Regions from separate parts of the Homo sapiens genome. Here region 1 is linked to region 2. The links are chromatin loops, found by intact Hi-C in ENCODE. Cell type or tissue: chondrocyte. All regions are shown on one strand. Links, peaks and the distances in the headings refer to the core of each region. The heading gives the core; the rest is flanking DNA.

What was found. Hi-C counts contacts between places; a loop is a spot of excess contacts. Peaks named below come from ENCODE experiments on the same cell type or tissue, not always from the same donor. Only the 100,000 strongest peaks of a DNase experiment are listed, where the experiment ranks them.
Region 1: it touches region 2 in a loop (2.1-fold over the local background); 3 of 110 quality-filtered maps call a loop at or near these places.

What each region holds. Positions count from the first base shown.
Region 1 is chr12:52,714,162-52,717,066 of GRCh38, reverse strand. It overlaps the pseudogene KRT126P. Among named protein-coding and RNA genes, the nearest start is that of KRT77, 12 kb to the right of the region's middle. In chondrocyte, for the core only: no CTCF peak of the experiment used is centred there; a DNase peak (open chromatin) is centred at 1,454.
Region 2 is chr12:52,646,139-52,649,043 of GRCh38, reverse strand. KRT2 (keratin 2) reads left to right here. Exons shown (of 9, transcript NM_000423.3): 4 at 1-37; 5 at 707-871; 6 at 1,189-1,314; 7 at 2,084-2,304. Among named protein-coding and RNA genes, the nearest start is that of KRT2, 4.6 kb to the left of the region's middle. In chondrocyte, for the core only: no CTCF peak of the experiment used is centred there; no DNase peak of the experiment used is centred there.

The sequences.
Region 1 (2,905 bases), core at 318-2,817, 68 kb before region 2:
ACAGGCCCAGGGAATTCTGTACATTTCCCTCCCATTCCCCAAATCTGAATGAGACAGAGTTGGTCCATCTACATTTGACTCTTCCCCTGGGTTTTCTGCTGGTTAAGAAAGAAGCTGGCTCCAGCATCTGGGATGTTTGCATTCAAGTGCCCACACTGTCACTCCATAGCTGGATGACTTTGGTCATGGAACTCAGGCAATCTGAGTCTCAGTTTTCCTTTTGTATAAGGTGGGGATAATAATGCCTTTCTCATCAAGTTGTTGTGAGGATGAATGAGATAAAACAGAGGGTCTGGTGCACAGCGACAGCTCAACAGACAGTAGCTACTGTTCTGGAAGACAGGGCTTCTGGTGTGGGGAGAGAGCACTGGGTCTGTATACGACTGTGCTCTGGTTTTTCCATTTGTGGTATGAAGGTGTTGAAGCAGGTGAGCCATAAGACCCCTTTTCTGAAAATGTGACTTTTCTGGACACAGTTGGGGGAGCAGCAGACCACGGCCAGCAGGCATGGGGATGACCTGAGGAACACCAAGAATGAGATCATGGAGCTCAACAGGATGACCCAGAGGCTGTGGGTGGAGATCGAGAGCATCAAGAAGCAGGTGGGGATGAGGAGGAAAAGAACATGACCAGGGCTGTGGGCTTATGCTTCCATCATGACACTCAGGCCTAGCACCTACGCAAAGCAAAATCATGCCCCCACTCACGTACACTAAGATTTCCTGGGTGATGTGCTGGGCTAGCGCTGAACTAAGATTGTTACGTGGATTTAGTTTCTGCTTCCCTGGAGCTTGAAGGTTGATATGGGATAGAAACTGAGTAAAGACATGATTAGGTGGTTGGAGAAAGAAGTTGACTGTTGAAGACTGAATTCGGGGAGTAGCCAAGGAAGCCCACATCTAGATGGGCTAAGGCAGAGAGAAGGTTTCTCTGATAATTCATGAAGACTTCCTGGAGGAGGGAAGTTTTCAGAAGATGCTCAGTTATTTCCCATAAAAAAGGAGAGAGGCACAGGAAGGGTCTGGCTCCTCCTGAGTTGGTATAGCCCCTTAAAGCCAGGTGTTTCTAATCCCACTCCCTGGTGTGCTAGGACCTAGATCCCAGCCCAGGCTTCTCTGCTGACCAGCTGCATAGCCTTTAACCCCTGTGCCTGGGGTTTCCTCACTTGCCCAACATCAGGTAACACACGTGCAAGCACCAAGCACACAGGACGGGCCGTCAGTGAATGACATTCGAATCTAAATTGGACTCCTGGCTCCCCACACTAAGAACGCCAAGCTGCAGATGACCATCGCTGATGCAGAGCAGCGCTAGGAGGTGGCCCTCAAGGACACCAATGCCAAGCTTCAGGACATCAAGTCTGGACTGCGGCAGGCCAAAGAGGACCTGGCCCTGCTGCTTTGTGCGTACCAGGCGCTGATGAATGCCAAGCTGGCCCTGGACGTGGAGATCGCCACCTACCGGACCCTCCTGGAGGGCGAGGAATGCAGGTGAGAGTCCGTCTGGTTCCCAGGAGGCCAGAGGCCTGGGGCTTTCCTGCCTGAGCGTGCTGCCAGGTGTGGGAGCTGTGCGTTCTGTGGGAGGTGGCGGTGGCCATTGGCAGGCACAGCCTCTTGTTCAGGGCTGGGAGATGCTGTCACACCAAGAAAGCTGTGCTTCCTATGCCATATGAACACGTTAGCGCCTTACCTGGAATAACGTCCTATGTTTTAGCTATACAGTGTATGTCTGCGAAGATGAAGGGTCATAGACATAAATGTTATTTCTAGACCATTTCTTTATTAATGCCTTAACTGCAAGTTTTTGAAGAGTGTGTTCCCGTACACTGGCACATGGGTATAGGGCTCTGTCCCATGTGGGTTCAAACAGCATTTGCTAAATGAAGAGTATCCTGAGGAGGTGGAGAGGATGGGTGGGTCCAGAAATGTTCTGTATCCTCTGGTCTGTATCCCTTTGGGAGATGTCAGTGGAAAGAGTAACACTTTAACCTTACCCAATAGAAAGAAGAATGTGTTTTATGATTTTCTGAGCACCCGTCCAGCTTATTTCTCACTCTCTACATCAATCAGGAGGGAATGGGGGTGGGGTGACCAAGGCTCTCCTTGCTGTTGACCTAAGGAAGGCCGTTTAAGGAGAGGGAGGAACTGAGCGAACTCTCTGGTTTTCCTCACAGGGTGTCTGGGAGGTGCCAGAGTTCCGTGATCCTAGGTGAGTATTGGGTTCTTTCTCCGGGAAGGGGCTGGAGGCCTCGGAATGCAGTTTCTCAAGCCATGTGCCAGCGCTGGTGCGAGGCCATCAGGCCTGCAGGCTGGAAGAGCTGTTGGTGGCTGTTTTGGAGGAACCAACCTCCCCTCCCCTCCTTGAAGCCTGTCCTCCCCACGCCTTGCCGGATCTCGGCGGGGCGTCACCCCGGGAAGACCTGCGGCTCGGGACTGTGGGAGGGGCTGGCGTGCCGGGCGGACACTGCCAGGCTCCCTGACCCCGACCGTCTTTGCAGAGACTGGCCACAGCAGCACTGGCGGCGGCTGCGCCCTGGGAGGAGGAGTCGGAGCCCGGGCCCGCGGCGGTAGCCGGGGCCGCAGCGGCTGGGGCTTGGGCGGGAGCTCCGCGGTGCTCGGGGGGCTTCTCTGGCTCCGGGACTCCTGCGCCGTCAGCCGGGGTGGCGGCGGCGGCGGCAGCAGCGCCGCCAGAGAGAACAAAGCTCCTCCTAGAGCTGGCGGTCCCGCCACAAATTCTGAACCCCGCGCCAGGGGCGTCCTCGGACCCCAGTCCCCTTCGCCCTCCGGCACGCCCCGCTCTGAGCTCCCCCGCACCCCCGCGGGGCCCCTTCCCTCCGCTGCTTCTGACCTGTGCCCCGGAGCCCCACCTTCCCAGACTGCTGGCATCGCAGCAGCCCGAAAGTTGC
Region 2 (2,905 bases), core at 305-2,804:
CCAGGAAATTGAGTTTCTGAAAGTTCTCTATGATGCGGTAAGGAGGCTGCTCCGGGACAGTCCCTTACTTCCCACCCTTCTCACCAAATGAAAGTCCTTTCTGCTTGGTGAAAAAGTGGCAGAAGTGGGGTTTATGGACCAGCTGACTTCAATCTGCCATCATTCCAGGCCACTGGGGGGGCTTTCATAGCATAGGTCTTGTGGGTGAGGAATTTTCTCCTCCGATGTTATGGGAATAAGGTTCAGGAAACACCAGGACAGCTTCCCCTCCCTCCATTCCCCAGATGTCCATTTCCCCTGGGGAAGAGACAAGCCCTGTGCCCATTCCTGTGCCTACTGTACTTCAGAGGTCAAAATGCATTTGTCTCCTATCCCCCTCCCCAACCCAAGGGTGCACAGATGATTTCTGAAACAGGAAGTCCATTTAAGGTATTTGCCATGGACAAGCTTCTGTCTGGGGGCACTTACCATAACTGGCTTAAGTGCTGAATGTTAACTAGGAGGCTCAGAAATACAGGTGCCTCTCACTACAATTCTCAGGACAACCTTGGGAGAGGCCCAGGAGTAGACGGTTACATGATTTTCATCCCACCTAGTGTATGCTTAGTCTGAGGGTCTGCGTTTCCCTTATGCTGGGAGACAGAGGCCTCCTGTCTGCCTGTAGCTATGGCAGGATGTCATGACCAGACCTTCCTGTGTGTTGTAGGAGATATCCCAGATACATCAGAGTGTCACTGACACCAACGTCATCCTCTCCATGGACAACAGCCGCAACCTGGACTTGGATAGCATCATCGCCGAGGTCAAGGCCCAGTATGAGGAGATCGCCCAGAGGAGCAAGGAAGAAGCGGAGGCCCTGTACCACAGCAAGGCAAGTAGAGGGAATGTAGGAAGAGCCACAGCTCCCTGCCATGAGCTGGGTTGCACCCCCAGCTGGAAAGTGTACAGTAAGGTTATTGGTTTTTTGTTTAATGGTAGTTGGGCACCATTCCCAAGAAAGGATGTTGAGAATGGCACCAAGTCCTTTTGGGCATGTGAGACAGTCCCTACCTCTCATGAATGCAGCCATGACATTTAGCTGGGTTGACCCTCCCTGGACCAGTAACCAGCTCTCCTTCACTCCAGTCAGTCTGGAATGTGAGCCAGGCTGGAACTTCCTTGCAAACTGTCCTCTTCTCCCCATATCAGTATGAGGAGCTCCAGGTGACTGTCGGGAGACATGGAGACAGCCTGAAAGAGATCAAGATAGAGATCAGCGAGCTGAACCGCGTGATCCAGAGGCTGCAGGGGGAGATCGCACATGTGAAGAAGCAGGTGAGGCCCAGCCCTGTCCAGCGAGGGGCGGGAGGTTGTCTCTGGGTGTGCGTGAGAGTGTGGTTGTGTGTGAGTGTGCATGTGAGAGATGAGAGACACTGAGATATTGCACTCTAGCATGTATCGATCCCAAATTCCCCAGCTTAACATAATTTATGGCTTATTATAACAATTCTTAGAGTGCTCTAATAGACATTCCAAAGTAAGGATTATCGAAGGGAAAGAATTGTGCTCACTTGTTTATATGAGGAAAAGGGAGTCATAACAAATAGAGCAAACGTTAGTTTGATTGATTTGCTGCAGATTGCCGATGGAGCTTCCCGTTTGTGCTCAGCACAGGCCCTGAGCACCAGCCGACTGGTTTCATAGAGGGGCAGTGAGTATTGAGGGCAGCTGGCCTGGGGCTGGACGTTAGCTTTGGAATAGAAAAGGTAGAGGCAGAGAGTGGATTCCATCAGCAGCAGAAGCTTTGCCAAGCAGACCATTTCAAATGTTTTCATTTCCATCTGTAAAATGGGATCATGATTCAGGCCCTGTGATGTGAGGATCAAAGGGCACTATGGGGAAAGCCAAAGGGTGTCATCAACGGTGACATGGGAAGAAGATGTGCCAGAGACAGCGGCAAGTCTTAGCACAGTTGTTTGCGACTAAACTCCAGAGGGGACCTAACACTCCCAGGGCCAGTGGTTCTGGCTTCCTGCACTTCGAACACCTCTGCTCTCTGTCCGCCTCCGTCAGGCAGAATCCATTCTCTGTCCTTCTGTCATAGTGTAAGAATGTGCAAGATGCCATCGCAGATGCCGAGCAGCGTGGGGAGCATGCCCTCAAGGATGCCAGGAACAAGTTGAATGACCTGGAGGAGGCCCTGCAGCAGGCCAAGGAGGACTTGGCGCGGCTGCTGCGTGACTACCAGGAGCTGATGAACGTGAAGCTGGCCCTAGATGTGGAGATCGCCACCTACCGCAAACTGCTGGAGGGCGAGGAGTGCAGGTGAGGGCACTGGGAAGGGAGAAGGGGACCCTGGCCCTTCCTCTCATCTCTCCCAGAGCCAGGGCTGGAGGCAAAGACAGGGAAAGCAGAGAATGGGGCAGGCCCTCCTGACAACTGAGAACTGACATTCTCTGTGTTCCCCAAGCAGAAACTCAGGACATAAAGCATGATTGGAGAGTTACACATTTATCAACATGAAATGATGCATAAGGCACATTAAATTAAACTAAGCAGTAAGTTAAACATCCTGGTCTTTTCTGAAAGAGAAAACAAAATCATGGGAAAACAGGTTAGTCCTAGACAGTCTGAAACTTTGGTCTCTAGGTCCATAGGGTGAGTGGCTTCTGTGCCCTCCACCGGGTGACCCAGAATGGGGGAGATGATGTCTCGGAATGTGCTGACTGGTGGGGACGTGCTGACCGGAGCAGGTGCCAGCCCCAGTTCTTTGCAGGTTTCTGGAGTGACAAATGGAACCATTTGCTAACTTTCAAAGAGGCACCCTTTGCTTCCTCTGTAGTCTGAGACCTTTGTCCGTATTATCAGCATCTTGGGTGACTTAATCTGGCTGAAGCAATTGGAAGGGGAAAAGCTACCCCAGGCC